4 separate regions of the Homo sapiens genome follow, and all the other regions are linked to region 4. A link is a loop called in an ENCODE intact Hi-C map of the cell type or tissue named here. Cell type or tissue: PC-3. All regions are shown on one strand.

The links. Peaks named below come from ENCODE experiments on the same cell type or tissue, not always from the same donor. Only the 100,000 strongest peaks of a DNase experiment are listed, where the experiment ranks them.
Region 1: it touches region 4 in a loop (7-fold over the local background); 2 of 110 quality-filtered maps call a loop at or near these places.
Region 2: a loop joins it to region 4, with 5 times the contacts of the local background. A loop is called at or near these places in 9 of 110 quality-filtered maps.
Region 3: it touches region 4 in a loop (5-fold over the local background); 19 of 110 quality-filtered maps call a loop at or near these places.

The regions. Positions count from the first base shown.
Region 1 is chr18:6,601,720-6,609,719 of GRCh38, reverse strand. All of the region lies in intron 2 of LOC107985176 (a long non-coding RNA gene), which reads left to right. It also overlaps the pseudogene RN7SL282P. Among named protein-coding and RNA genes, the nearest start is that of LINC01387, 94 kb to the right of the region's middle. RefSeq lists an enhancer at 3,361-4,173. In PC-3, no CTCF peak of the experiment used is centred here; a DNase peak (open chromatin) is centred at 4,969; H3K27ac peaks cover 2,054 bases.
Region 2 is chr18:6,657,735-6,665,734 of GRCh38, reverse strand. No RefSeq gene overlaps it. Among named protein-coding and RNA genes, the nearest start is that of ARHGAP28, 68 kb to the left of the region's middle. In PC-3, no CTCF peak of the experiment used is centred here; no DNase peak of the experiment used is centred here.
Region 3 is chr18:6,544,423-6,552,422 of GRCh38, reverse strand. All of the region lies in intron 2 of LINC01387 (long intergenic non-protein coding RNA 1387), which reads right to left. Among named protein-coding and RNA genes, the nearest start is that of LINC01387, 37 kb to the right of the region's middle. In PC-3, no CTCF peak of the experiment used is centred here; no DNase peak of the experiment used is centred here.
Region 4 is chr18:6,716,832-6,724,831 of GRCh38, reverse strand. No RefSeq gene overlaps it. Among named protein-coding and RNA genes, the nearest start is that of ARHGAP28, 8.9 kb to the left of the region's middle. In PC-3, no CTCF peak of the experiment used is centred here; DNase peaks (open chromatin) are centred at 4,681, 4,981, 5,501 and 6,371; H3K4me3 peaks cover 1,685 bases; H3K27ac peaks cover 3,169 bases.

The DNA.
Region 1 (8,000 bases), 120 kb after region 4:
TTCAGTTCTAGGCCTGCTCCACCAGTTCTCTCTCCTGGTATTTCTACTTCATGCACTCCAACACTCTTTTTATCTCTGATTCCATATTTTCTTTAGGTTTTATTCCAGCTCCTATAAAATATTTCCAGGCAACCCTATCAGCTAATAGTCTTCCTACTTTCTCCTTATGGGTGTTTTAGAGTGAAGCTTCCTATTGGGCCACATCTTTGCAGGGGACTAACAGTGCCCATCCATGGTTAGTTACGGTGAACCTGGGGAAGCCATATAAAGTAATGGTCAATAACAGGCCTCAGGGCCGACGGGCTCTGTTCTCAGCTCTGCTCCTCCGTGGCTGTGTGACCTTGGGCAAGTGAGCTGACCTTTTCAGGTCTCCTGTCTTCATTTGAAAATAGAAGATTATAGTAACAGTGCCTTTCCTGTAGGATCCTTCGAGAATTAAAGGTGTTTCATGTAAGCAAAGTGTTCAGTGCAGTTCCTATCTTACAGCAAGACCTGTGACCCTTTCAGAGCAGAGGCACCCACTACAGCCGCACAATTGTCCACATTATTTGTACATATCAGACAAATACAAATGTTTGATGAAAGCATAACATTTTTAGCTAGGAGGGATCAGAGGATTACTGTGTCCAGTGCTTCCATTATGGAAGAGAGCAGAGGCGAGACGTTGAATGTAATGCAAGGTCACTGTTAAAAGATAAAGTGAGTCACAATAAAATTTTTAAGAGTTTATTTGAGCAAACATTGATTCACGAATCAGGCAGCACCAAACATAAAGTAGTTAGGGCCCCACTGAAGGAATAGGGAGAAGGTTTTTATAGGGTGAACACAGAAGTAAGCCAAAGAAAGTATTTGATTGATTACATATGTATAGTTGCCTTGTTTGGTCTATCTCATTGGGAAACCCCAAGTTAGATAATTATAGGTTAGTTGGTGGCTTCCAATTGGTTGAGCTTCAGTTTCACTTTTCTCTGAGATGGGCGTTATAAGAAATAGCCCATGTTAAGTTGTAATTGTGTTTGCAAATCAAGCAAGGTTAAGGTCACTTTCCAGGTCTAACTGGCTTCATGTGCGAGGGGATTTCTTCAAGCCTGTTCGCCACTGTATGTTATTTTAATATCACACAGTGGCAATGTTAAGGTAAAAACTTGAGCTTTCCTAGTAAGATGGCTAATTTTATGTGTCAAGTTGAGTGGATCATGAGATGGCCAGATATTTGGTTAAACATTATTTCTGGTTGTGTCTGTGGGGCTGTTTCCAGAAGAAATTAGCATCTGAATGGGTAGATCAAGGAAATGAATTGTCTTTGCCAGTGTGTGTGGGCATGATCTAATCCACTGAGGGCCAGAACAGAGCAAAAAGGTGGAGCAGGTGAGTTCATGCTGCCTGACTGCTCGAGCTGGGACACTGATCTCTTACCCTCGGTACTCCTGGTTCTCAGTCCTTTAGGCCAGACTAGAATCTACACCATTGGCTCTCTGGCTCTCAGGCCTTCAACCTCCTCAGGCCTACCCCACCAGCTTTTCTGGGTCTCCAGCTTGCCAATCGTGGGACTTCTCAGCCTCAATAATTGTGTGAGCAAATACCTTATAATAAATCTCTCAGTAGATACCTTATTGGTTCTGTTTCTCTGGAGAACTCTGACTGATCTATGATATACCTAGCATTCAAATTAAGGCATAGTTGGCCTGCCTGTTATCCCAGGAAAGTCATCGTTACACACCCAGTGGGACAGCAACCTCCCATCATTGCTCAAGCTTCCATGAAATTCAATGAACAATTATTCTCGTCCTCCTCCGTGATTCTAAGCACTTCATACTCACCCCAATTGCCATCATATTGTATTGTTTGCTGGCTTATAGCATCTGTTTCATCAACTGGAATATCTTCAGGACAAGGACTATTTCTCATTCCTCTGTCACTAGCCCAGTAGAGGGACTGGCATAAGGAAAAAAGTTAATAAGTAGTTGTTCAGCAAGGGGTACCATACCCACAAGCTGGGGTGGGATAAGACAAGAATTTATCAACTCAACAAATAATTCAAATAACAAAGCAGAATGGGCTCAGTGCCACTCAGGAGATGCCGACAGAGTTCAAGAGTTCCAGGGAGGCCTTCAGTTTCTGACAAATTGGCAGTTCTCTTTCTGTGTTGTTTCTGTGTTGGCACTGAGCCCTTGGGCATTGCTATCCTTGTTACCTCGGGATGTAGTGGAAACAAATGGTCGCTGGTTAAGCCCTCAGCTGTCAGGTGGCCGAGCAGCTGCTCAGGAGGACTGCCAGGTAGCGTCTGTGCCAGGTGGGGTCCTGGGAAGGAGAGGACATGGCTCCCACAGAAAGGCTGGATATTTAAGGAGCCTGTTCCTCCCCGGCATTTCTCATTGTCTACAGGAAAGTTGGTTGCTGACACTCTTGGTGACCATTTATTGGGTGGATTAATGACATCTCAGTTAACCAAGCAGGCTAGGAGGTGGAGGTCTTATGATAAGGACCTTCTTCAGCTAATAGAAGGAATATTCACTGGTGTTGAGGCCCTGTCTGGCAAAGCTCTCCTTCTCACAGGCACAAGTGTTTCTGTTAATGTTTCAATCTTATATTTACTTCACTTTCTCAACCTCATCTCTTCAGTCTTTTGAAACATCATCAAAATATTTTTAAAGGCTTCGTAAAAGTACAACTTTGGCTTGCCTTTGATGACTTTGTGGTAACAGAATCTTCTTGAGAGAAACCAATATCATTTCTCAGTAGATAGGAAGAGAAAACAGTCCTAGAGGAAAAACATTGATTAGAAAGTAAGCAGTTGCAGTAGCTCCAGAACACAATGGGGGGACTGTTAACACAATGAGCAGTTAGAATGTAAATATCAAGTTGCCTCCTAATCCCTTTGCCTAGCCTGGTTGAATAAACACAATTGAAAAGGTGAAATTATTTTTCCCCTTGAAATCAGAGTTTGAAGGGTAGCCAGCAGAAAACTCCAGAAATCATTGATAATTGTGCTCAGTATATCTGTTATCAACCTAATCTGCTATCCAAAACAGAGATTGGGCCATATCCATGGTAACTCCAGAAGCTGTTTTCTTTTCTCTGTAGTAGGTAGATAAAAAGCTCTCCATGGTGCCTCCTTTGGGGGTATGGCTTTCCCAAGCTCCGTGCTGGGCAGGAAGTTATGTCCTAGCGGTGTAGATCAGTTGAAGATGTTCATTGTCTACATGCTGTATATTCAGGCATGAGGAAATTTACCAAACTCTCTCATTAGAAAATAAAAACATGTTTCCGATTATACTGTAGTAAATTCCAAAATGCCCTGTGGTTCAATTTTTGGATATATTTGTCCTTATTTCCTTTGGGTTCTCTAAAGAACCTAACACTTGGCACAAATTAAGCACTGACTCCATGGCAGCTAAGTCTATGACTACACAGTCATCTAAGTCTATGACTTCAGATGTCTTTGGACGATGGTTATAGCTATAGGAAGAAGGATGGGACTGATTCGGAGGTTTCTGGCTGGGATGAAGAACTGTTGCTGCAATCTCTTGGCCTCCTCAGGAACTGAGCCTTATCTCTCATTTAAATTCTGCTGTCTAACACAAAGCTTGGTCCTGAGGAAGTGCTCGCTAACCCCAAATGTGCAGAGATTCCTCTTCTCTGTCGACATGGGATGGCCTAATGGACTACACTCTGGAGTCGTTAATAAGAGAAATCTTCAAACCTAGGTGCTCAGTTCAGCTACGAGAATAACTTTGGGCAACTCATTCAACTTTTCAGAGCCAAAGTTTTCTAAACTGTAAATTAGGAATAATAAAACTTAGCCTGTAGTGTTATCATCGGAGAGAAATGAGATAAGGTATTTAAAGCCTCTGAGCACTAAGCACTCAATCTGTGTTCCTTCTCTTCCCCCTTCATTCTCACTGGCGATACCTTTCCATCCTCAGTTCTGCTTACCCCTTTGTGGGAGATTGGCTCGTGGTAGCTACAGCTTTTCCCGTTCAAGTTTTAAAATGCCAGCTGCCCCAAATGACTCTGGCTTGTCTACAGCACACACATTTCTGAGGCACTGGATGATTCAGAGAGAAGTTTCTGTGCTTTGCAGGCAGCCAAGAGATCCACTTACCCAGATTTCAGTACACCATGTTTACACAGTGTTGTACATTTTTATGTTAGGCTTGTATTTCAGAATTGACTTTTGTTTTTAATAGGAAGGCAAGATTCTGGCCAACTCTAACTACCAAATTATGATTTATACATCCAAAAATCTATTTTTTTAAACTACAGTTCTGACATCCGAAAAATAAATGTTGCTCTCAGGAAATGTATAGCTACTGTGTAGATTTCAGAGACATAGATGTGGGTGACGTATGGGCAAAGATTGCAGGCCCGCCACTCTGCCCCACCCCTCCATGCTGCCAAGGGATGTCCAGGGCACTGTCCACCATCTGACAGTCACACTGCAACTCTCAAGGTGATAGCCCATGCCAAGGAAGCTTCTTTGATTTCAAACCCTTAGCTGGAAATATAACAAATATTTCTGGTGACTCCTCATTATATTTTATAAAGTACAATGTTATTCAATTATTCAAAATTCCTTGGTAACCAATATGATAGTAGCCATCTCATCCTTTAAAAATTATTATTATTATTTTAGAGACAGGATCTTGCTCTGTTGCCTAGGCTGTAATGCAGTGGCACAATAATAGCTCACTGCAGCCTTGAACTCCTGGGTTCAAGGTATCCTCTCGGCTTAGCCTCCCTAGTAGCTGGGACTACAAGCATGCACCACCATGCCCAGCTATTTTGTAATTTTTTTGTAGAGATAGGATCTGACTATGTAATTCAGAAGAGTCTCAAGCTTTTGGCCACAACCAATCCTCCTCCCTTGGCCTCTCAAAACACTTGGATTACAGCCATAAGCCACTGCACCTGCACCCGCCCTCAATTGTTTAAAAATAACCCAGGACAGGAAATTTGACAGGTTAAAATACAACAATTGAGTCTTTTTGCCTCGAGGGAGTGTTGGGCTGGGCTGGCGGACAGGTAAGGGTATTTGGGCAGCCTTCCAAGGGCCCAGGAAATGCTTGAGTGCAGAAGAAAGTTGCTAAAATGACATGCATATTAGCCAGCTCTAACAGAAGGGATAGGAAAACAGCTTGTCCTCTCAATGTGCTCTGAAAGTATGTGACATTTGTACATATGTTGTATAGATATTATTTTATTTTACAGTATATGCTTGACATTTGAAAGTGCACAGCACATTTTGTTTATTTTCTTTTGTTTTCTTTTTTTTTTTTTTTTTTTTGAGATGGAGTCTCACTCAGCCACCTAGCGGCTGATCTCGGCTCACTGCAACCTCTGCCCCCCAGGTTCAAGTGATTCTCCTGCCTCAGCCTCCCAAGTAGCTGGGACTACAGGCGCACACCACCATGCCCAGCTAATTTTTAATAGAGACTGGGTTTCACCATGTTGGCCAAGAAGGTCTTGATCTCTTGACCTCGTGATCTGCCCACGTCGGCCTCCCAAAGTGCTGGGATTACAAGCATGAGCCACAGTGCCCAGCCTGTTTATTTTTTTAAAGAATTATTACTCATATATTATCTGGTGACTATCAGTTCTCTAAATAAATGTAAATTCTCAAAGACCCTTTCTTAAATGACACTGACAAACTGACATTTGAAGTTCTCAGAATTGTCCCAGGATTTCAGCTGAAGGATGTGTCACAGCTGCAGCTATAAAACCTACTTATGTTCAACTGCCACACTGTATATATTATAGTTACGTTTTTCCAGCGCATCACATGCCGATAAATGGATGGCATTCCCGTAGGCTGTTTGTCAAGTTTTATGTTCTGGGCAAAAGGGTGTTATGTTACCATTTTAGTTGTGATCACAAAACATTCAAAATCAAAGTCCAACAGGGTTTGTTTTATGGGATGCTCACACATGTCTCAGGTTCATTTGTCTTGGGAGTTTATCAGCACACATCATAAAATGTTCCTGAGTGGTACTAATGCCAATCTAATGGAACCTAAGGTCCATAACGTGGCAATATTCATAGTGCAATGTTAGAATAATGTTCAGTGAACAGCTAGATACATAAAGTTTAATTAGTCAGAGAACAAATTTTTCAAGCTCTAAACAACTTAATTATTTGCTGGTTATCAGTATAAGAATTGCTTTCTAAGAAATACTCCCCTGAGGGAAGATGTGCAGGTGATGATAACAACAATAAAACAATCCTGCAGAATTTTTGGAACCTTAAACTTCCCACCATGAGTAGGAGTTCTTTGTCCCCCATCCCCAACCCTACACTCTTCCCTCTTACTGTATCCTGTGGATGTTCTGACCTTCTCTTTGGAGACCATTTGCTATCTGCTCCACCATTCATTCATTCATTCACTCACACATTCACTTAACAGACATTTATTGAGCATCTACCACCTGCCAACTCCCTGGTTCCTGACGCTGTGGAGTTTATAATGCAATGCAGGTCCTCTTAAGTCATCCAGTCTGGTGGCTGCTCAGCTTCCTCTTCCTGTGTCCATTACCAGGTCTGAGGGACACCGCAAAGGTCAAGTGGAGAATTGATGATTTTGCATTGCTGCTTTGAGCCTGAAATACCCTGAAATACCTCATACTGCAAACCTCTGGCTCTCAACTTCCCAACCTCAGGGCCATGGACCAGGCAGGGACAAAGAGAAGCTGGCATGGCCTCCAGTGCTACAGGAGCCAGGTAGGCTTCCAATTTCCAGTTCAGAGCCCAGCTCCCAGCTACACTAAACACTGAGCCCAAGACTGAGCAGGCTCACTTCCGACCTACACTACCTAGGTTAAACTGGCTTAAGAAAGTCTTTCTTTTATACAGTACTCAGTACAACTGTTTGCATCTCTTAGAGGAAATAACCCAAAGTATACTGAAGGGCTAATGACACGTAACTGGGTTCTCCTGGCCTATCAGGCAACTTTATATGCCAATTAGAAAAAGCAAAGGGCTCCCCTCTGGGTGAATGAATTAGAAACATGTGCCCCATTTGGGGTGGGTGTATGCTGCCTCTTGGATGCAGATCAGCCTAATGTCCATGTGCTGGACTCCAGCCCCGGCTTCTCTTCTGCTGGTACCTTCTGCAGCACGGAAACTGCATCCCCCTGAGTGGCAGCCCTGGCTTCTCTCGCTTTAGTGGGAAACATTACTCCGGAAGACAGACTGAGTTTTGGAAGTGTTGCATTCTCTCAGCCTCAGCAGGTCTCTCTTCCAGGAACACCACACCCACACTCAGCCAACTCTCATTGCCTCAACTCCAGGGTCATTGCTGCTGGGGGCTTTGCCCAGAGTGCCTACCCTGGTTTTAGTGGGCCTCCCATGCGATCCTGCACTTACCTCTACCTCAGCCCACAGCACTTTCTATTCCACAGGAAGTCTATTTGCAGGTTTGCTTCATGTGTCTAACAGGGATCCTGCGAGGACAGAGATGTTATTCTACTTAATATTGGTTCTGTCACTCTCAGCTGATGATCTTGTCTCTTGCTGGAAACAACAGAAACAGTTAGGACGGAGCTTATAGATGCTTCTTAAAAATTTTTTAAGAGATAGGGTCCAGACCGGGTGCAGGGGCCCACGCCTGTAATCCTAGCACTTTGGGAGACTGAGGCGGTCAGATCACCTGAGGTCAGGAGTTCCAGATCAACCTGGCCAACATGGCAAAACCCTGTCTCTACTAAGAATACAAAAATTAGCTGGGTGTGGTGGTGCACGCCTGTAATCACAGCTACTTGGGAGGCTGAGGCAGGAGAATCGCTTGAACCCAGGAGACAGAGGTTGCAGTGAGCCAAGATTGCACCATTGCACTCCAGCCTGGGCCACAAGAGCGAAACGCCACCTCAAAAGAAAAAAAAAAAGAGAGAATTAGGTCTGGCTATGTTGCTCAGGCTGGAGTGTAGTGCCTATTCACAGGCAGGATCACAGTACTGATCAGTATGGGAGTTTTGACTTGCTCTGGTTTTGACATGGGCTGGTTC
Region 2 (8,000 bases), 59 kb after region 4:
GTTCTCAGTGCTCCAGTGGATTTTGGCTGTGACTTGCTGCTTATGAAGTACACGGACAGTAGTTCTAAAGGGAAGAATCATCCAATTATCTACCCTCGTCAGTTATCCTCCTGTTATCCTCACTGCTGGTATCTCTATGAATTAATAGGATAGAAATATCAAGAACACAGTTTCAGTGCATAGTAACTTACAAGTGAAAATAAGGCTAAAACAAGTGTATATGTGGCCTAGAACATTTTCATATTTATAATGTAAGACATTTCTAGGTTTTCTTATGGAAAAAATTCAGTCAACTAGGATATAACCAGTTTTTAAATATAGCTCACTAAATTATACTGTGATTTTTGTGCATGTATTATTAGGTTCCACTAAGAGAAAGGGGATTTGGGTGAGTTTGCTTTCTTTTTTTTCCCCTGAGATGGAGTCTTGCTCTGTCACCCAGGCTGGAGCGCAGTGGCATGATCTTGGCTCACTGCAACCTCCGCCTCCTGGGTTCAAGCAATTCTCCTGCCTCAGCTTCCCGAGTAGCTGAGATTACAGGTGCCCGCCACCGAGCCCGCCTAATTTTTGTATTTTTAATAGAGACGGGGTTTCACCATGTTGGCCAGGCTAACTCCTGACCTCGTGATCTGCCCACCTAGGCTTCCCAAAGTGCTGGGATTACAGGCGTGAACCACCACACCCGGCCTGGATAAGTTTGTTTTCTAATCAGCAAAGGCAAGTTGAGAAAATGAAGCAGGGATCCTGTCTGGACTTTGCAAACAAGACTTTCTTGTTTAGAAATCACAGAAAGTAGAGGTGAAAGCTATTATTACCATCATTACACTCAAAAGAGCTCACAGACAGCAGGGGCATCTCCCTGAACATGAAGTTGTGCCCTCCTGACCTCCCTGTGTTAGCCACAAATGACAAAGCAAGAGCATATGGGAACTGGTCAAATAAAACTTACAAAAAAAAAATAAATGAGTAGTCACAACAGATACTCTTTCCTTGAGGAATTTTTTTTTTTAAGTACGTGTCTTTTTTACAGAAAAAAGTGAAATTTAACTTAAAAGTGCATTTTGTGGGGTTGAAATTTTATAATGGAAATGTTTAGTGATTGCCTTCTTAGCAATTGCCTTCTGCTGTTGCAGGGGAGGATAGCAACATCTTTCTTTTTATAAACTGGGAATTCCTAGCAAGTGCTAACAAAAGCAATCTCTTTCTCACTTTGCTCTTGTGTGGGTTGCATAACCCTGGATTAAGTGATCAAGTACTACAGCCTGTCTTGGTAAGAGGTGAAACGTGGGTTTCACATGCCTTGGTTTTTATATTGAGGATCAGTTTGGAGCTTACAACAGCCTTGATCAAAATCATATTATTAATTTTTTGGATGAAAATACTACATTCTGAATATTAAGACATTTTTACAGAAAGTAATAAAATAATGAGTGCGAAGAGCAGCCTCTAGCATGTAGAGCAGGCAAGAGTGCTGAGTGAGTAAGACTTACAAGCATCAGAGTGCGCTAGAGAAAACCTACACATGGCTATATTTTTCTTTTCTTCTTTTGAGACAGAATCTGACTCTATTGCCCAGGCTGGAGCACAATGGTGCGATCTTGGCTCACTGCAACCTCCACCTCCTGGGTTCAAGCGATTCTTCTGCCTCAGCCTCCCAAGTAGCTGGGACTACAGGTGTGCGCCACCACGCCCAGCTAATTTTTGTATTTTTAGTAAAGATGGGGTTTCACCATGTTGGTCAGGCTGGTCTTGAACTCCTGGCCTCAGGTGATCCATCCACCTTGGTCTCCCAAAGTGCTGGGATTACAGGCACGAGCTACCGTGCCTGGTCAGGGCTATTTTTTCTGAATATACTTTTCTCCTTGCTTCCCATTACTTAAGCTGCCTTTTCTCCCCAGTGGGGCAACACTGAGGCTGTCAGACACGCTGAGATGACCAAGAGTTTCACAGTAGGCACTTATTCCTGATATGAATTCTGTCCCTGAAAGCAAGCCGGAGTCGGGGTGCAGAGAAAACAGAAACAGAAGAAGAAAAAAGGACAAGAAGTAACAGGAAAAGAATGCGTAAGTTATATTCTGAAAAGTATATTCTGAAATGTAACCGTTCAGACTAACAGTGTTGAATATCAATTCACAGTGATCAAAAGTCCTTTTAAAATTATTGATGCTTGAAATGCTAATTCCAGATTCCATTAGCATATATTTGTAAATATTATTTATACCAGATTTGTCAAGTACACTATTTCCTGCTTCAATAGTCAGAAAAACATTAATGAGGACTTGCAGTACTTCTCTGAATTAATTTTTTTTCTAATTTGTATTTCTCAGAAACAATTAGTTTCCCTGAGCACACATCCCAACTCTCAGAACTCTCAACTAGCTCACTCCTCTTCCTCATCCTCCAGGTCTTCCTGCTTAGATGTCACTTCTTCTAGGAAGATTCCCTGAATCCTCAAGTCTGGACACAGATTCTAAGGGCACGCTTCCTTAGCAACCTGCTCTTAGCCTGTCTGAGCCCTAGCACGCTGTGTTGTAATGTGCTGTCCACTGGTCTCGATTGATCCTCAAACTCTAAGCTCCCTGAGGACAGGAAAGTGATAGTTACGAGCCTGGGCTTTGGAATAATAAAAAGCACATCGTAGTACATCCTATAAGCCAAGTGTAATTCCGATTATTTTACATATAATAACGCACCTAATCTTAACATCCACGTAGGAAATTGGGGCAGAAGCAGGTTATCTTTCCCAAGGTCACATAGCCAGTAAGTGGCAGATCCACAATTTCAACCCTGGCCATTGTTTGCAGAGACCATGCCCTTTCTTGTAATAAGGTGTTGCCAATCAGAGCGGCTTCGTTTCTAGAAAATGTTAGCTACTTAATGACTCAGTTGACCAGGAGTAATTACTTGTTCTAAGTGAATCTCATTTTTCTCATCTAAAAAGTGGGAATAAATAACAGTATTTACATCAAGGAGTTGAGAAGCTTCCATGAGATAGTGCACCTTATAGAAAGTAGATAGTGTACTCAGCATAGTACTTGCCATATAATAAATACTCAATAATTATTTGTCTGCTGACATTTTGGGTTTATCCTATTCTTGTTCTTCTCATTCTCTTCCCTTTCCTCCTCCTTTTTTTTTCTTTCTCTTCTCCTCACTCTTCAGCATTGTGTCTGAGCAGAGGGTTGACATATAGTGGACATTAACAAACATCTCATGAATGAAGGGGTAAAAGAATGGATGAGTGAATGAATGAATGAAACAGCAGGCAGACTTTCTCTAAAATCAATTTGCATCTATCTTCCTTAGCTCTTCATCATATATCTTCCTCTACAGCAGACAGAGGGAGACATCTGCAGCCCTAGATTGCTGGCCTGTTGGGCAGTGACACCATTTCTCCTTCACGACAGCTTGAATTTATACAAAATCTTTACTCTTTTGAAGTCCATAGTTCTAAAATAGCGTCAACATTTTTAAGCTGCCAGATTTTATTGGGCTAAACATGATTAGCAGACATTCCTCGCTGAACACACCCAAAGGTTAAACACAAGCCAGAAACCAACACCAGATGCAGGTCAGGAATTCCTGAATCAAATTCTTCAGTGAAGGAAAAATGATAAAATCTCAGGTCTTCTCATTCTTGACAAGTACTCCTACATTTTCTTGACTAGTGTTTGTTCTTAGGGGCAATTTTTGCGTAAGAGGAATTTCCTATAAAGTGGGAATTTCACTGCTTTATATTTTTTACTACTCCAAAGGAATTTCACAAAACATGTCATTTCCTTCCACAATTGATGGGTAAGATTCCTACATCATTCACACCTGTGCCTGTGTTTCCCTGTGCATCTGGTACAGAGATGGGCATAAGGAGCACCTGTCTTGGAGAGATAGCATGGGGGAATTGGGTCATCTCAGCTGTTTTCAACTGGGGTTTTGCCAGTTCCTCTTTGTCTTTTAGTTCCCTTTGTTGCCCCTGTTTTTCATATGGTTATGCTGCTGTTGTTTCTTGTTATGGTTGTTGGTGGTGGTTTGGTGTTGGGGAATATGTAGTTCCTGGCATTCTTTTTTGGCTTCTGAATCCTAAATAACAAGCCAAAAGGAATTCAAGTTTGTGTAGGGACCACAGGTCTCTTAGGAAAGTCCCTCCCCAGATGGCTTTTCTTGTCCAGGGGGAGCATTCAGAGCCACTGGCAGAGACCGCTCTCGGCAATAAGCATGTTGTTGCTCCTATCAACAACGTTAATGAGCCAGAAATGAATTCTGTGTTTCCAGTAGCTTCTTTGGCATTTTAAATGGGTCGATTCCTTTCAGAAGAGTTCATGTGTTTTAATTCATATTTTGCGTATTACTAAAGAAATTTAAGATTTGCCTTCAGTTTTAGTTTAATTTTTTGGATCCATCCAGAGCCTTGAAAATATGAAGGCAATAGAACTTCTGGAAAAAAAGAAAGAAAGAAGTCATTGCGAGTCAACTTTAAACGTATCAGGTTCATGGAAATTCTTTTTTTTTTTTTAAACCAGTGGAGTATTTTAGAGTAAATACCTCTGCTGTTTTAACAAAAAATCTGTTATCTTTTTTACAAAAAAATCTGTATCGTTATCTAATAAAAACTCAAGCAATTTTCAAACTCTTCACCAATATGTAGAGTTTAAATTGCTTTTTATTATAGAAAATAAAACTTGATTAGATTAATTAAATTAATTGTTTAATTAAACCACAGTTGATGACTTCAACTTGATTTATTGATGTAAATAAATGGGCCATGGGCCAGACCTATGCTAAATTTAAAAATATACCTTAAAAATTAAGTTTAGATAAAAATAATAAAGTTGTGGAAATTGCAAAAAATAAAAACCGTGTCCAAAGACATTCTCTGGAACATGGTTAGTCACAAAGTGCAACGCTTTACTGTACTATGGTTGAGTGCAGACAAATCTCTTAGAAAAGTAAAGTTTCCTGAAATTGGAACTATATTATGGAGAAGAAATTTATAGAATGAAACCTCTTCAGGGTATGTAAGAAATGTACAAAACTTCTGTTTACGTTAAATAGTGTCTAAAAGAAGTGCTAGCAAGTGAATAAAAACACAAAAACTTTAAGCAAACAAATTGAAATATTACTGCATCTGTTCCTGAATAAGTGTTGTGTGTCTTTGGCTGGAAACCTGATCCCTGGACAGTATGTAGGGATAACAGATGTGGCTCTTGAGCAAGAAGAGACATGCTGGAAAGGGCACAAAGGTGAGACCTCCAGCGAAGTCTTGATATTTATAGCATGGGCTTCTATAAGCCACCCGACTCCTCCTTGACACACACACACTTTTTTTTTTCCTTCTATGACTTGCAAACATTTGGAGTCTCTTAATCTCCAGTTCCTATTAATTCCTATCTGTTGTTATCCTTCTCTTAATTCACATTCTTTCTGTTAAAGGTCTATGTATTTATTTGAATATTTTTCTATAGCCTTTTAATTTGGGACTTGTTTTATGCAGTAACTTAACTTTTTCTCTCTTCTCAACTTCCATCCTGTTGGTCGCAGAATCTCAGTGTTGCAAGGGGTCATTAAAGAGATCTACTTGAAACTCCTGCTCAGTGAGGGCTTCTTGGCTTATTATATCCCTAAAGAAGAGTGTTAGGATTTGGCTTCGTTGCTTAGAGAAGTGAAAACTCCCTCAACTGCAGGCCCACCCAAATCTCTGTTGGAAAATCCTGTGTGTCCACTTCTCCTGTTTTCGTTTTCCTTTTAGTCTTTTTGTGGTCTACTACGTGGTTTCCTAAGGTAATATTTTTCATTATGTTATTGGCCATGTCCCTTTCTTTCTCCAACGTTTTCCCATTTCGTTCTCCACCACCCCTTTTAAAAGATTTTAGAGGCCGGGCGTGGTGGCTCAAGCCTGTAATCCCAGCACTTTGGGATGCCAAGGCGGGTGGATCACCTGAGGTCAGGAGTTCTAGACCAGCCTGGGAACATGGCGAAACCCTGCCTCTACTAAAAATACAAAAATTAGCCAGGCTTGGTGGTGTACGCCTGTAATCCCAGCTACTCGGGAGGCTGAGGCAGGAGAATCGCTTGAACCTGGGAGGCGGAGGTTGCAGTGAGCCGAGATCCGAGATTGCGCCACTGCACTCCAGCCTGGGGAATGGAGACAGAGCAAGACTTGGTCAAAAAAAAAAAAAAAAAAAAAAAAAAGAACCTAGAAGTCAGCGGAAGATGGGAGGAGTCTGAGAAACAGCCCCGCCAGACCCAACCCAACCTACCCCCTAGACCCCACTGCACATTAATGCACATTAACCTTCACCTTGAGTGATAAATAAGCACCTGTAGTCTACTGAGAAGATGAGATTTAGGGGATGTTTGTCACAATGGTTATCCTACCCCTGATTAATACAGAAGGTTACTGAAAGTCCACTAGGAAGTGGATGAAGGGACATGTTCCTGAAGATAGTGAGGATTGCTAAGAAGCACATCTATGGGACCAAAGACATAGGAATCCAAATAGGAGCATTTAGTCCTTAATAGGCTAGGAAGCCTGCTGCTTCCAGGTTCCAGCTCCCCGCTGAAGGGCAGATGAGCAGCTGCGGATGTATATAGGAGATCTTCTACACAAAATTGTTCCATGCAGCTGTGCTTTTCCTGCCCAAGTGGAGAGGAGCACATAAAGGGAAAGCCCATCTGCTTGGGGACCGTTAACGTGCCTCTGGGTTCCTAGGTAACACATACCTAAAGAGGGAAGCAGAGAGACTATAACGGTGAGACCTAATTCAGCTTTAGAATGGGGTCTGAAATCCATGGCCCCCTACTGAGATACACAATTCCAAGTCAGAACTTTTTGTTTTAGTAGTTTAGTACTGCTGAAATGATAGGAGTGTTACAATTCTGGCTTACATTGGCCTTAAATTAGTGATAAGTTGTTCTAACCACAAATGTTGTCTTTTCTGTAAAGACTTAAAATTGTTGTTACTTTCTTGAGTGATGCTTAGTGTGGAGGCAACTCTACAGAGGGTTTCTAAGGATTTGGCAATTTGTTGAGATCATTAGGAATAAGGGAAGAAATGGCATAATAGCCAGCGCATTACTTTGGACTTTTTGTTGTACTCATTATGGGGTTGTCTGTAATGTAGTAATTTAATACAGAATGTTTTAATGTTAATGATGTTATTTCCTGGGTATTTGCCCAAAATGAGCAAGTTGGTTCTTACATGGTTTCGGTTTCACAAATGAGACTCAAAATGGTAGGAAAGTGAGCACTGTGGCCCTGGTGAATTTTGGTCCTAAGAAAGGCAGAATGCACCACAGGGTGACAATTCCAGCATCTAATTCCATCCCAGTGGCACAATGACTAGAAGTAGTATAGACCTCAATTTATACAAGGAAAGTTTTTTTTTTTTTTGCTTTTTTTTGCTTTTTTTTGTGGGGGGGGGCGGGGTCAGGGTCTTGCTCTGTCACCCAGGCTAAAGTGCAGTGGTGCCATCATAGCTCTCTGCAGCTTCAAAGTCCTGGGTTCAAGCCATCCTCCTGCCTCAGTCTCCTGTATAGCTGGGATTACTGGCTAATTTTTAAATTTTTTGTAGAGATCGGGCTCTCACTATGTTGACCAGGCTGGTCTTAACTCCTAGCCTTAAGCAGTCCTCCCATCGCAGCTTCCCAAAGTGTTAGGATTACAGGCATGAGCCACTGCACTTGGCCCAAATAAAGTCCTTTGAGTAATTTATTTTAAAATATATGCTCTGCCTCTTTAAATAAAATGAGGAAGAACAAAACAAAGACATGCATTAAAAGGTTAATAAAAGAGAAATAAATAATCAAGACCAAAGAAAGAGAGTTTCCATAAGATAAGCACAATGACTTCATAATGGCTGCTATGGTCGAGTCAGATTTGGCTCTGAGCATCTGGCACTGAAAACAAAGAAGATTTGGTAAATTATAAAATCAAGTTCTACTCAATGGAGCATTCACTGGCCTCCTACTCTAAAAGAAAGTTTGAATCTGGAACTTCCTTTGGG
Region 3 (8,000 bases), 170 kb after region 4:
TAGGATGCTAGAGAAAATAATTTAGTACTGTTTTTTTCAAATCCGGTAGCTCTTACTTTAAGTCTGCTAACTCTTCCTTAATCCTCAATAATATGGAGATCCAAGTAACCAGATGGCTTTTCTGTTTCTGTTGGTTTTATTCCTGCTGTTAATAAACACTTGTCTCATTAGAAAGAAAAGGTATGCTGCTTACAGGTGGCTATATGGATAGTCTTAAAAGGATTGATAGATTATTTTGCAAAAATCTGCACTAATCCTAAAATAATTAGTAACTACTAATACAACTGCCACAAAAATTAAGGGAAATTTTTTTGTTCAGAATTTGCCAACAGTGACAATAAAGACTAAAGTAAGAGATAACTAAATTTTTTAATTCACAACTTTCTAAATATCAAAAGATACACCAGAGAGAGAGAGAGAGAGAGCAAATAAAATGTCAAGGACATATATTTATATTTGACATAAAAATAAAGCTGTGTCAACAGTGTTTTCTTATATTTAAAAAACAACAATGGAACAAACCAATACAAATAAAATAAAACAGTTGAAATGGTTACCTATAGGAGGAGGGAAGAAACAGTTGGAGGAGACAGAGATGAATACTAAATTTCTTAAATATGCTTTGGAATCATGCAGATATTTTATATACTATTACACTAAATTTAGCTCAATCAAAGCAAAAATGTAAATCCTCAAAGTAAATGATATAGTTTGGACGGTTTGTCCCCTCCAAATCTCACGTTGAAATGTGATCACTAATGTTGGAGCTGGGGCCTAGTGGGAGGTTATTGGGTCATGGGGGTGGATCTCTCATGAATGGCTTGGTGCCATCCCCTTGGTGATAAGTGGGTTCTCCTGTTCTCGCTCAGTCAGTTCACACAAGATCTGGTCATTTAAGAGTCTGGGACCTCTTCCTTTTCTCTCTCTTGCTTCCTCCTTTGCCATGTGATATGTCAGCTCCCTCTTCACCATCTGCCATGATCATAAGCTTGCTGAGGCCTCACCACAAGCAGATGCCAGCACCATACTTCCTGTGAAGCCTGCAGAACTGTGAGCCCAAACAAACCTCTTTTCTTTATAAAAGTATCCAGCCTCAGGTATTCCTTTATAGCAATGCAAACTTACTGACACAGAAAATTGGTACCAAGGAGTGGGGTGTTGCTATAAGATACCTGAAAATGTGAAGGCAGCTTGGAACTGGGTAACAGGCAGAGGTTGGAAGAGTTTGGAGGGTTCAGAAGAAGACAGGAAGATGAAAGAATGTTAATCTTCTTAGAGACGTGTTAAGTGGTCGTGACCAAAATGATGATAGTGATATGGACAGTGAAGGCCAGGCTGACAGGTCTCAGGTGGAAGCAAGAAACTTATTGGGAACTGGAGCAAAGGTCACCCATGTTACACCTTAGCAAATAATTTGGCTGCATTGTGTCCATGCCCTAGGGATCTGTGGAAGTTCCAACTTACAAGTGATGACCTGGGGTACCTGACAGAAGAAATGTCTAAGCAGCAAAGCATTCAAGAGGTGATCTGGCTGCATCTAACAGCCTACCATCAAATATGGGGGCAAGGAAATGACTTAAATTTGGAACTTATATTTAAAAGGGAAGCAAAGTGTAAAAATTTAGAAAAGTCACAACCTGGCCACATGATAGAGAAGGAAACAGCATTTTCAGGGAAGAAATTCCAGCAGGCTGTGGAATAACCACTTGCTAGAGAGATTGGCATAACTAAAAGGGAGCCAAGTGCTAATATCCAAGACAATGGGGAAAAGCCTGGAAGGCATTTCAGAGACCTTAGAGACAGCCCTTCTCATCACAGGCCCAGAGACCTAAGAGGAAAGAATGGTTTCAGGGGCCAGGCCTGGTCCCGGCTGCTCTGCTCAGCCTGGAGACACTGTTCACTGCATCCCAGCAGCTCTGCTTTCAGCCTTCACTCAAGGACCCCAGATATAGCTTAAGCTGGTGCTTCAGAGGGCCCAAGCCATAAGAGTTGGCAGCTTCCACGTGGTGTCAAGTCTGCAGGCACACAGAATGCAAGCCTGAAGGAGGCTGGACAGCTTCCTTGTAGATTTCAGAGGATGCATCAGAAAGCCCAGGCAGAAGCCTGCCACAAGGGCAGAAAGACTCACTAGGGCAGTGCTGAGGGGAAATGTGAGGTTGGAGCTCCCACACAGAGTCCTCACCAGGGCACTGCCTAGTGGAGCTTTGTGGGGGGCCACTGCCTGCCAGTCCCAAGAATGGTAGAGCCACTGGTAGCTTGCACCCTGTACCTGAAAGGCTGTTGGCACTCAACTCCAGTCCACAAGAGCGGCCACAGGGGCAGACTGCCCAAGGCCTTGAGAGCCCACTCCTTGCACCAGTGTGCCCTGGATGAGGGACATGGAGTCATAGATTATTTTGTTTTGGGTTTTTTTTTCATATACATTTTCTTTTCTTTCTTTATTTTTTCATAAAATATTTCAGGGAAAAGGATTATTTTGGAGCTTTAAAGTTTAATGTCTGCCCTGCTGGGTTTTGGACTTGTCTGGGTTTTGAACTTGCTCCTTTCTTTTGGCTGATTTCTCCCTTTTTGAATGGGAATGTTTATCCAGTGCCTGTACCACAACTGTATCTTGGAAATAACATGTTTTGATTTTACGGGCTCATAGGTGAAAGGAACTTGCCTTGAGTCTCAGGTAAGATTTTGGATTTTGGACTTTTAAGTTGATACTTGGAATGAGTTAAGACTTTGGGAGACTATTGGAAAGGGAATATTGTATTTTGTGATGTGAGGACATGAGATGTGGGGTGGGAGGCAGGAATGGAATTACATGGTTTGGGTGTGTGTCCTCTACAAATCTCATGTTGAAATGTGAACCCCAGTGATGGAGGTGGAGCATAGTGGGTGGTATTGGATCACGGGGGCAGATCCGTCATGAATGCCTTAGTGCCATCCCCTTAGTGATGAGTGATTTCATGCTCAGTTAGTTCATGCAAAAACTGCTGGTTTAAAGAGCCTGGGACCTTCCCCTTCTCTCTTTTCCTCCCTGTCTTGCCATGTGATATGCTTACTCTCTCTTTTCCTTTTGTCATGATTGGAAGCTTCCACCAGGATCAGAGGCTGATACTATGCTTTGGACTGCAGAACCACAAGCCAAAATAAACCTCTTTTCTTTATAAATTACCCAGTTTCAGGGATTCTTTTATAGCAATGCAAAAGGACTAATACAGTTATATATAATATTAAACAATGAACTAAGAATCTGGTTCATGGCATAACCAGACAGAAAACAATACTTAGTGACTTTTCTTTGAATAATTCTAGTAGGCCATACTTTAAGTAAAATAAGAATAACTAATAATAATAGAATAATTTAAAAACTTCTTCTAGTAATCATATTGTTGGTGGGATTGTTTGTGGTGTTGTTCTGTTATTGTATGTATAATGTGAGACAGGGTAAATTAGTAATTATATTTCTATTTTTGAATACTGAGATTTTTGGTGTGGGAGACAAAAGGTAAAAATATAGGATTGATTAATTGCTAAATTTAAAGTGGGAGTGTCAGTATCAACCCCTGATATATTGTATCTTTAAAAAAAACATATTTCCCAGTTCTGCTTGCTGAAAGACTTAGAAACAATGATCAATCCAATAACAATGCACACTCATAGATCCCAGATTGTGTTCTCTATGTATCACATCTAACTGAAAGGAGTCAGGGCTTGGAACATCTTTTCTTTTCTTTCTTCTTCTTCTTCTTTTTTTGATATGGAGTCTCGCTCTGTTGCCCAGGCTGGAGTGTAGTGGCACAATCTCAGCTCACTGCAACCTCTGCCTCCCAGGTTCAAGCGATTCTCCTGCCTCAGCCTCCCGAGTAGCTGGGACTACAGGCATGTGCCACCGTGCATGGCTAATTTTTTGTATTTTTAGTAGAGACAGGGTTTCACTTATTAGCCAGGATGGTCTCGATCTCTTGACCTCATGATCTGCCCGCCTCAGCCTCCCAAAGTGTTGGGATTACAGGCGTGAGCCACTGTGCCCGGCCAGAACATTTTTTCAAACCAGATATCAAACAATCTATTGAATATTACTAGGATCATATCAAAAGGACTCAGTTTATAAATTAAATAAAGTTTATGGGCTAACTATAGGGCACTTTGAGCATCAATAATTATAATGCACTGGATTAAAACATATCAAGTATGTTAAGTGTTTGGTTGTGTTTAAAGACATCAGGGAACCCGCTTATTTTGAAAACTAATAATTAAAGGGAAAGAATCAAGAATTTATCCTGTCTTTCCAATATCAGTTTTATCTCAAATAATCAAATAGTTGTTGAGAGAAGTGTCTCTTTGTAGAACTATTCCACCTGATAAATAATGATGGAATGATAAGATATCATCATTTTGCAAACTCTAGTAGATTAATAAATCCAGGCAATAATTATCAATGTAGCTAACATCATACAGAGAGTCAACCAGATATTATTTATCTCCAGATGGATGTATACAGTACTATCTATGAAGAATTCTTGGGAAGAAAACAAACTGAAATCTAATCAAGCTTTTAGACATTAAATACCATTTCACAGGAAGTACAAGAGAGAAAGGAGCAGATCTGTTCAATGACACCATGGGATGCAATTAGCAAATCCACATTGTGGGAAACTCTGCAGGACAAACAACCCAGTTTATGAGAGAAGGGGTGGAGGTGGGGAGGAGTGTGAGAGCCTGTAAATAAAAGGAGACTTCAATGACTCATTCATCAGAGGCTATGTATGAACAATCAAACTATACAAGACATGTATGTACAATGAGGGAGGTCTGAATACTGACAAGCTGTTTGACAATATTGTGAAATTGCTCTTTGACGGGTAGTTATTGGTATTGTGCTTAGTTAAAAAGGGAAGTACTTGTTTTTTTTAAAACATACATAAGCACACATATGATGCACACATATTTCTCTGATATTCACAGATGATATAATGTGATGGGATGTCTGAAATTTGCTTCCAAATAATTCAGAGAGGAGGCAAGTGGTGTGTCAGAGTACAGAGGAAACAAGACTGGCCATGAGTTGATAATCTTTGAAGCTAGGAGATGAATACATGTTGGTTTATTGTTTCAACTTTTGAACACATTTGGAATTTACCATAATGAAATTTTTTTAATCAAAACCAAAATATTATACGTAAAGCATTCCAAAAATAAACTACCAATAATTGTTAACTAAATGATAACAGAGCCTAGAATAGTCATAGGATAATATGATGGATTTTCAGGATGGGAGTCTTGAAGTGATAAACCATACGGTGCACAAAATTTATGCTTCTAAGGAAGACAGTGAAATCTTTGTTTATGTTAACTGTGTGCCTTTTTGAAAAAGTCACTTAGAAAAATCCTCAGAAAGCAACTAGAGAATTGAATACGCCAAAATTCATGACAAGCTATGAAGCTGGACTTTTACCAAGTTACACATGCCTAAAGAAGATACACAATCTTCACTGTAGTGAAACTGACACTGGAAAATGAAGCTAGTCACTCAAATAGATAAAAAAAAAGTGACATCTTGTGTTACATCTGCGCCATCAAACATTTTAAAACATAGATACATTTATTTGTACAGTTTCCTTTTAAATTAATAGAGAAAACACAATGGAACTTAAATATGAACCCCTGACATAAATGTGTTCTAAGTCAAGAGAAGCTATTGCATTTCTGCAGATACAAGGGAGTCATTGATTCACCCAGCCCCGGTCAGCCAGCCAATCTCTTGAAAAGTGGCCATTAGAAGTGCATGAAGCTTGTAAAGCAAAACCTCTGAAACAGTCCTCTGCATCGCTACTGAGGTTTGCCAAATGAAACTTCTTTTAATAGTTCTTCCACATGCCAAAATAATTCCCCTGGGATATTAACTTACCCAGTTATGAGAAAGAAGAAAGAAGAGGATACCACAATTTACATTTATCCACAGAGTAACTTGGAAAACCATTAAGTGGTACCACGTGGGGATGATGACATGTCCACGTGAAGTGGCCTTTATGCCTTTTCATTTGTAAGAGACAGAACCATGGAAAGCACACTGAGTTGGCATTTGGATACTTGATATAACGCCAAGATTCTACTACTTATTAGCTGTGCAACCTTGAGCTGTTCTGACTTGCCTCATTTATAAACTTAGGACTCCAGGAGTGGAAGAACAGAGTGATAAAGAAGTCTTGTTATTTCTCTTTATATGTTTGCCACAGGTTTTATGCCAGTGAGTTCAACCATGCTTGACTCAATTTTTCATCAATAACAGGAAATACATTAAATGCCCATTAATTTCCAACTACCGTATATGCAAAGTACTAGGATGCAAAGATAAGTAAGAAGTACTCCTTCTGGCTGGGCATGATGGCTCATGCCTGTAATCCCAACATTTTGGGAGGTTGAGGCAGGGGGATTGCTTGAGGACAGGAGTTCGAGGCCAGCCTGGGCCACATGGCCAGACTCTGTCGTACAAAAAATAAAAAATAAATAAAAGAGATAATAATCCTTCCCTGAAACCCGTCAGAGTTCACAAATGAGAGTGGTAAAAATACAGAATGCTTAAAGTGGTCTGATGTAGAAAGTGTTAGGACAGCACAGAAAGTCTCCTTGGAGTAGTGTTTATTTATATTGGACCTTTGAGAATGAGTAGACTGTTAACCAGCAGAGAACGGCAGAGAAGGATGAGGTGGGGAGAAAGGATAGTCAAGGAAAAGGAAAGACTGAGAGACAGAATTCAAGAAAATCTGAGGATATTGAACGGATATCCCAAAGTGGCTTACAGATAGGGAGATGAGACTGAAAATAGGTAGGTTGAGAAGTGACTGTTCAGGGCCAGTACCACCCTGCTGTGGAATTGGGCTTTGTCCTGTAGGCTCTTAGAGACCATCAGAGATTTTTCCACAAGGGAAGCCCATGATCAGTTTGTTGTTCCATTCAATTGACTGACTGATTGATCAATTGATTGACCTTCATTGACTGATCATCTGCTCTTGCCAGCCACTATGCCAACATGACCCTATTTTTCCCATTCAGAAAAAACATAGGCAGCTTTTTACAGAGCACTGTGGGCATGGTTCCCCCATGCTACTAATTTTGATGAAATACAGCTAAAGTTGCTCTTAGTTTATGCAATTACTTTTTAGGATGGGTTTTTATTTTAGACCTTATGTGCACAAAATGCTAAGAAATCCTCCACCAGATTATATAAAGAAAGATTTGTTCATTGTATAATCCCTGCCTCCAGCTCTTTCAAACCATTAAGATTAATTTCATTTCTTGGGTAATATCCAATGTATTTGTTTTCTGAAAGGGTTCATGCAACTCCCAAATGTGTCTAACCTATTCCCTGAGAATACCTGGACTACCATTGAAGAATCTTTCTTATTTAGAGCTAAGAAAGCCTGCATATTTCTAACATCTTTAAACACAGAACTTGCTATGCAAGTCATCAGCTTCACGAAGATTACAAAGAAAGAAAAACAGGAGAAAGTTTGATTTCTGTCCCTGAGGGTTGACAGTCTAGGAGGAGAGGCTGCACAATCACAAATAAAATGATTGAAAACACTTTGCTAAAGATATTTTAAGAAGAAATTTGAAGGTGACATACTTGGAACAAACAAGTTCCCCAAAACAAGGTTTCAACATCTTTTTGGTGTTGTCTTTCCTAGAACATTGTGCCTCTATCAATGCTTTTAAGATAAAACTTGCCTGGGAGAAAAATTTTAACTATGATTTTACTTGGTAAACACTATTATTCTAAATTTGAGCTCATCCTGCCTGCTCTGATATAAGCCTTTTTCTTCATCAAGAGTTATGCTTGGGTACAGAAAATTACCTATTTTCCCCTGCTTTTTATGCAGTCATTTTGTCAGACACAAATTCCAAAATCAAAATCGTCTAGAGGGAGTAGTCAGCATAGCAGTTTACCCAGGATGATGAGAACGATGTGGAAATAAAAGGGGCAGCTCAATGTTCTCCCCACCCCTACT
Region 4 (8,000 bases):
CTTTATAAATAGTCCCTTTAATAAACTCTCTTTATTCACCTGGGCTGAGTGCCCCATCTCTTTCTGCCAAGACCCTGACTGATATGTATCCCGCTGCCCCAGGATGTGGGGCAGTGTCCCTCACACTATGAGGGTCAAATACAAATTATAAATAGCCTCATGTCAGTTCAGATGTTTTGTCACTGAAAAAGTTCAGGCCTGAACAGGTCTTGCGGTCAAATGAGTTATGAAAAAGGATTCAAATTTGAGAGTTTCTGAATTTCAAAATTCAGACTTGATAGAGTCTGTTAACATTTTTGGCATTCCAAACAATGCTGGAATCCAGTGTGCTAGGGGATGACAGCACAGGGCTGTGACAGCTGGCCAGGCAGTGGAGTAAATGGTGGCCCTGGAGAAGCTAAGCTTGAAACTTGCCCAACACTGGAGAGTGGACATGTAGACAGCATTTTCAGTTTATTTGGAGTAAGGGCAAAGATAGAGGGAAACTTACAGTTTCCTGTGCTGTCCTACTCTGGATGTCATACAGTGCCCAGCACTGAACTGGGAATCGAGAGACTTGGATGTCAGTACCCACTCTGCCACCAACATGACACCCCAAGAAAGTCACTGAACTGTAGACCTGTTTTTTTCACATGCAAAAGAAATAAAACAGCCTACATGTATTGAACATTTACCATGTCCCTGGTTCTGTTTAAGACATCAGAACATCAACTCATGAGAGGCTCACAGCAGCCTTTGAGGTGAGATAAGTATCACTGCTGGCAGCTCCATGTTACAGTTGAAGAAACTGGCTGTAGTAACTTCCCAAGGCTACCCACGTCCTACGCAGGCTAGGAGGTGGCAAAGCCAGTATTCAAACCCAGGAAATCTGGCTCCTGAATTTAGGTCCTTAATTATTATATTTCTCTTTTATGAAAGGTTTGATGAGATTCAAAATATATTCCTCTAGTAAAATGTAAAGAAACAAGTAGGATTTGATTTATGTTTCTTTATGGTAGCTTTACATAAACCTATTTAGTACACTAGAGGGTAAATAATCACTAGCATGTAATGATGATGATGAAAATAATAAGGAAGGGAGTCACATGTATTCTTAAGGCACTATACTAAGGTAGTTCAAAATTACTAAGGCAGAATTATTGTTTCTTAATATATGTGTGTGTGTGTATAATTATTGTCATCAACTACTCTTACAATGTGTTGAAGGATAATTCAGTTTTTCATTCTGCCTTGTAAATTTGTCAGTGGATACATATAAATAAGGCATTAGAGAATAGTGAAATATGTAATCACAAGTGCACAAAGATTGCACTTTCTAAATAAACTGGAAGCAGAGTGGTAGACAAAAGAGAGTAAGACAGAGTTGAGTTTGAGCTTGATTATGATTTACTATTTACTGGCTGTGTCACCTTAATTTCTCTCTTTTTCCATTTCCTAATTTGAAAAACAGAGACCAGTAATATCTCCTCAAAGAGTTGATGGGAAGTTAAAATGAGATCACATCTTTAAGACACCTATCCCAGTACTAAGCATATGCTAGATGTTCAGATGTTGGTTCCCTTCTCTGTCTTTCACTCTCCCTTGTCAGCTGTCCTCTGTCTCAGCCCTTCCAGAAGTACGATTTGAGTTCAACCCTCAAGAGTAAAGAATCTGGACCCAGGATTCCAAAGGTTTTTCACAACCTTTGCTGAGAGATAAGTCACATTCAATTTATGTGATGAAACCTACCTGGGGAGGCCTCACAAACACTGGCCCCCAAGTGCCACCAGTTGCATGGACTACGAAATATGGAGATATTCCATTTAAACCCATCAGGAAAGGCAAGAAAACAAAACATTTATGCAAAACTTTAACATGGACAAAGGAAAAGTGCTTCTTGTGGCCTTGGCTGCTTATCTGGCAAAATTGCTGCTAGGATAATTTCATACCAGAACAGGAAAACAGCTGCAGCCTCATGAGTCCTTGCAGATGCTGACTGACATTCTCTTAGCAAGAAGGGTTGAGGGAACATAGTCACTGGCCCTATCTTGCAGGAAATGAAGGCACAATTCTTACCTACCAAAGAGAACATGCGAATTCTGCTTTCAGAACTCCACCTGGCAGGGTGGGGTGGCTCACGTTTATAATCCCAGCACTTTGCGAGGCAAGACACAGGAGGATCGCTTGAGCCCAAGAGTTTAAGACCAGCCTGGGCAACATATGGAGACCCCATCTCTACAAAAAATTTAAAAATTAGCTGGTGTGGTGGTGTGTACCCTTAGTCCCAGCCACACAGGAGGCTGAAGTGGGGAGATTGCTTGAGCCTGGGAGGTTGAGGCTGCAATGAGCCATGATCGCACCACTGCTCTCTAACCAGGGAGATAGAGCAAGACCCTGTCTCAAAGAAGAGACCAACAAACAAAACAAACAAAAAACCCTTCATCTTACATACATTATCAGTGCCCTCAAGTCCTCTGGAAAGACTGGTTTAAATTAGAGGGAATGAATACAAAGTTGCATTTATTTTATATAAAGAGAAAATAATGAGACAAATATTTTAAAAGGTAGTGTGTAAATCTTTCATCATCAAGTCAGTTGGTAAATCTTGATCTGCTACTCTGAAATATTTTTCAAAATGTATTGGCACTACTTGAGTTAAATTTATTTTCTGGGTGCTCTCATGATGACACAGAATTTCTAGACTACTCTGATTTTCCTATTGCTTTCTTAGTATCTATTTTTAAAGAGAAATCAGGGCTTATTTTTCTTCATTAACTGTTTTGGGATCTTTGATCAATTTGGTAATTGGGTTAAGTAGATTATGTCACCACGAGAGCCAGCCAGCCAGGTCAAGACTTGTGTTATTTATGTGGTAGACATAACTGAATTACTTAAGTGACTTCTACAGATAAATTGAATCATTATTGATTGGAAATGAATCACTACTAATAGACCCAGGCAGGGTAGAGGAAAGGAACAGACCAGCCATAGCATAAAGTTTTAGTCAAAAAGTACTTACAATATGGAATATTTCCTGCAATACCATGTTTTTACAATTACATAAAGGCTTTATTCATTCATTCATTCACTCTTCCATGTATCCATCCATCTATCCATCCACCCACGCATCTACCCCAAGAACTTACAATTATCACTCATACCTACAATGCCAAGCACCAAGAATATGAAGATGAATAGGAACATGAAAGCACAGACTAACTGGGTCTCTGCAAGCGGGGAAGAGATTGGTGTAGGAGGTCATCAAATAACACACTTCCCCAGGAGGTTATGTTAGAGATGCTCTTAAAAGATGAATGACACTTGGCTAGCTCACAAGTAGGTGTGTGTGGCTGAGGCTATGTAAGGAAGGGCATTCCAGAGGCAGGTAACAGATGGAAACAAGGCACAGGGAAAAAAAGACAGTGAAGTATGTACAGGGAAACCCTTTTAGTTTAGCTTTGCTAGAGAGTAAAGTGTAAGGGAGAAAACCCTGGAGACAAAGCTGGAGACAGGCAGAGGCCAGGCCCTGGTGCATCTGAATGCCTTGTGAGGAGTTTAAACTTTATCCAAGAGTTCAGATGGGGAATCCACTGATGGTGTCAAACAAGGTAGCACCAGAATCAGCTTATGCTTTTAGGCATCCTCCTGGGCTCTGCACCACCTGGTCTTCACTCAGCTCTTCTGACCTACATCTCCTAGGCCTCCCAACCTTTTTGGGAGAAGAGTGTACACTAGAGTCTGAGGCAGAAGAAAACCAACTATAAATGGTCACATGCTAAGTCCCAAATTGAATCCTAAGACAAAGTCCAAGATGAGATAAATGGAATTTAAATAGCTATTGAAAAGACGTTTAGCTTAAAGAATTACACAGGTGTCTTGGAGGGGAAGCTCGGGAAAGGACCCTGACAATCCCCTCTCTGTCACTAGCTCGTGATTACAGATCAGCTGCCTGCTTTGTTCTGGTTCACCTGGGGAGGGACAGACCACCTGACCTGGCAAGTGATGGGGTGAGCACAGTAGGAGACAGTGAAGGAAGTAGAAGACAGTGAGAGGCTTTGGGACATGCAGTATGCAGGTCTGCCAACAAAGAGGGAAGGTTTATTATGATCATTCTTGGATTGGAAACCAAAGAAACAATTCTGATTAACCAAAACAAAGAACAATGTTTTACAAAGATCTGAGAAACAGCACAGGATTGAAGATCAAAACTGAAAGACAACTCTTGGAGCAGGAATGAGAACACAATCTTGCCAGGGTGCTTCTTACAAAATTAACAAATTTTAACTTTTTCTTCTATCCTTGCTTCCCTCTTCTCAGGAAACAGGGTACCAGAATTGCATCAGATTGGCTGTGGTTAAGCCTCCACTTGGCAGTCACTGAGTCTTAAGAGATGTGGTCTTCAGGGACTGCCTTCCCTGCTGTTAATGATAAGACAGGCCCCAAGATCACATACCATGAGGGAGAAAGTCCCTAAGTTGATACCTTGGAGATTTCAGGTAGCAGGAATAGAAGCCAACACATTAACAGTATTTACTAGAGCAGGATTTGGTGAAGCCTCAGGGAGGCAGGGCTCACCTGGAAGCACTGAAAAAAGGCATAATCAGGACACAGATGGTAAAGATTTCCAAGATCTGGAAAGGGAAGAGGTTCTTGCAGAGGGTGAGATGAAGTGATGCACAGGGAAAGAATGCACCTGCCCATTTTGCAGTTGTGCCTCCACATGGCCCTGAATAAGGAGGGGGTAACTGCCTGACAAAGTTGATAAATCAAACAAACCTGGGATTTTTGTGATAAGAATAGGAAGCTTCAAATCCACATCGGCTAACTCAGGCCTCAAATGTGGCTGACTGCATCATTCAAGAAGACATACATGACCTGAACTGAGTCACCTGGATCTGAAGATGTCAAAAGTATAATTTGAAAGTAAGCTTATACAAGGGGTGGTTAAAATGGTGAAAGGCAGGGTTTGGAGCAAGACAGATATAGGAGTTGTGCTATGTTTGACTGTGAGCAGTTACTTAATCTCTCTGGGACCTGATTTTTCTCATCTGTAAAATGAGATGGTAATACCTATCACACAAAGTTGTTGGCCACGATTTGAAAAGGATAAGTTGTAAAACTGCTGTGTACATAATGCTAAACAAACATAAGTTCTTTTTATTATGCTATGCATACATGAAATTGTTATTTTACCTTCTACTTTGTTAGCAATACCTATTAGAGGAGATTCCAGGGGAATTCAAGAAATTCTAGTCACCATTAGTCAGCCAGTAAATATTTTTTAGTACACTCCAAAGACTATAAATATTTCTACAGAAAAGGTCATGACTGTGTTAACATAAGTCATATTTTGAAACTAGGCAGAATTAGGTAGATAATCAGAAAATGGATGTTTGTCAGTTGAAACATTATTCAGGGATGTACCTAGTTATTACTGATTATCGTTCGGCTCAAAAAAGTATTGGAAAGCCTGAATGTCTCAGTGTCACCAGGTCAGGACATTGGCATGGTCCTGAAGAGGACATCTCCTCTCACAGCACCGGCATTCCAGATGAGGCATTTATGGGTGGGGTCTGAGCAGGCTACAGGCACACTCAGTATAGCTTCTGCTACATAGTAGGCTTAAATAACCACTTCATGAATGAAGGAGCCCTCTCCCACTTAATCCTCTGTTTCTACCTCTGTAAAATGTAACTACAGTACTGTAGTTACTACAAAATGAAACTATAGGACTGACACTAGAAAATGGAAGTACAGGACTGATACCTTACTGTGGCTTTCTCAAAATGTATGAGAACTCAAAAATCATAGGACAGCATGCCAATGGGCCTCAAAACTTGATTATGTGATGATGTGTAAATTGTGCCCATGGAGTTGTGCAATGTAGCCAGTTGGAATGGTTTTGAAGACAGGAGTGTAAGGTGAAATTAGACAGTTGCTGTAGTAATAAAACTTCTGTTGCAGGGAGAGGACAATTCTGATCACTGCTCTGGCACCTGCTAGCCAAGAGATCATAGACTACTTTTGTCTGTTTGTAATCCCTTCCTTTGGGGAATCCATACTAAAGCAATTTAACCTCTGAGTGAGTCGGAATAATATGATATTGGGAAATACAAAAAGGAAGCATGTGAATAAACTTGGTAACGTTATTTCACTGCATTTGTATCCCCAGAGTCCATAATAGTGTCTGCCATATGTGCTCTCAAGAAATGTATAATGTATAAACTCATGTTTAACGTGTAAATCAATCAATCAATCAATGAGTGGAGAGCTGCATATAGTATCCTCCCCACCCCCTAGTACTGTAGTTTTATAGTTAGGGAAGTAATTACGGTAGTTTTTCCATTCAATGACTGCAGCCAAATGACTCTCCTCAGGAATGCCCCAGCATTGAGCACATTCCTCTTTGCCAGGGGACCTGGAGGTGAAAACCAGAAAAGGAGAGGGAAGTAGCTAGTTTGTCCTGTGTCTGTAGAAGATAATAGATTCAAAAGAATGGGGCAGGTGCAGAAATAAAAAAAATTATGAAAGAAGTAGACTCTAAATGTCTGAAGTTGCCTAGGTAAATTGTTACCAAATTACCTTTTGATTTATATTTCATTTGGATCAGATTTGGGATCTGTAGATAACAGGTATTCATATAATTTAGGAAATGTACCATTTTATACCATTGGCCATTGAAATAAATTCAGAACAAAAGATTTTAAATTATTTGAAGCACTGTGGTAAAGGGTGTAATAATTCTTTCTCAAGTATCTCATCATCTTAGGCCTCTTTTCAGTCACTTCTAGAGAATTTTTTAAAAACAGCCAAGCCTCAAGTGATCATTTAATCCTACATATGATGGTGAAAGAGAGAGACACAATCAAGTCATCAGGTCCAAACTATGATTCATTATTTCTTTGTATAAAGGAACAAAAGTGTTACTTGTTTTTAGGGAACAAACTATCATAATTCTTAGTATCCAACTTTCATTCCAAATCCTCAAAGCTGTTTGTAAACATAAACTCATTTATTCCCACCTACCAAGCACCACTCAGAAGGAATTCTGATGGCATGAAGTTGTGAAATAATTACAAATATTGCAATCATAACTATTTACTGAGGATCCACCATGATAAGTATTGTATCATTTACTCCTTACATTGGAGGCTCAGAGATGTTAAGTTACTTGTCCAGGTTCACAGTATTAGTCTAGAGGATTAAGAGGCATCCTGGAGTAGTTAAGTCCCTAGACTCTGGTGCCAGACTACCTGGATTGAATCCCACCTATATCTCTTTTTAGGTCTGTGACCTTGGGCAAGCTAACATCTCTGGGCTTCTGTTTCCCCTATGCAAAGTGGAGAGGATGGTAAGAGGATGGCAAAAATGGGACCTACCTCATAGGGCTGTTGTGAGGACTAGATGAGTCAGGTGCTTAGAACAATACAGTGGCACCTAAAAGTGTCACGTAAGTGCTAGCTATTGGTATTATTCTTGTGGTTGCAAGTAATGAGAATGCAACTCACACTAGCTTAAGCAGCAAAAGAAGAGGTGGCGGCGGTATTTGCTTCAGACATGCTTTACAACAGAGGCTCCAATAATGCTCTTAGGAGCCTCCCCAATATCTCAGCCTTATTTCCCCTTGGCTTCCAGATATATCAGACAGGCTGTGTAGTCACAAGGTGGCCACCTGCAGCCCCAGGGATCCACTGTATTTACAAAGAAAGAAAAAGTTCTTGTTACGAAGATATGGCACAGGTCCCAGGGAAGTGGCCTAGCTTGGGTCTCATACCCATTCCTGAACCCAGGCCATAGGCCAGGCCAGGTCTGGGTCATGTGATAAGCTCTGAGACAGAAGGGCTGGGTTTGCCCAATCCAAACCACATGGCCTGAGGGCAGTACCTGTATAAAGGCTCTCAGAGTGATGCCCCAAAAAGGAGGGATCAGGTAAAGACCAAACATATACGTAGTCTCATGGCTAGCAGGTGACAGAGCAGAAATAGGAATTGTCCTCTCCCTCCAACAGAAGTTGTATTACT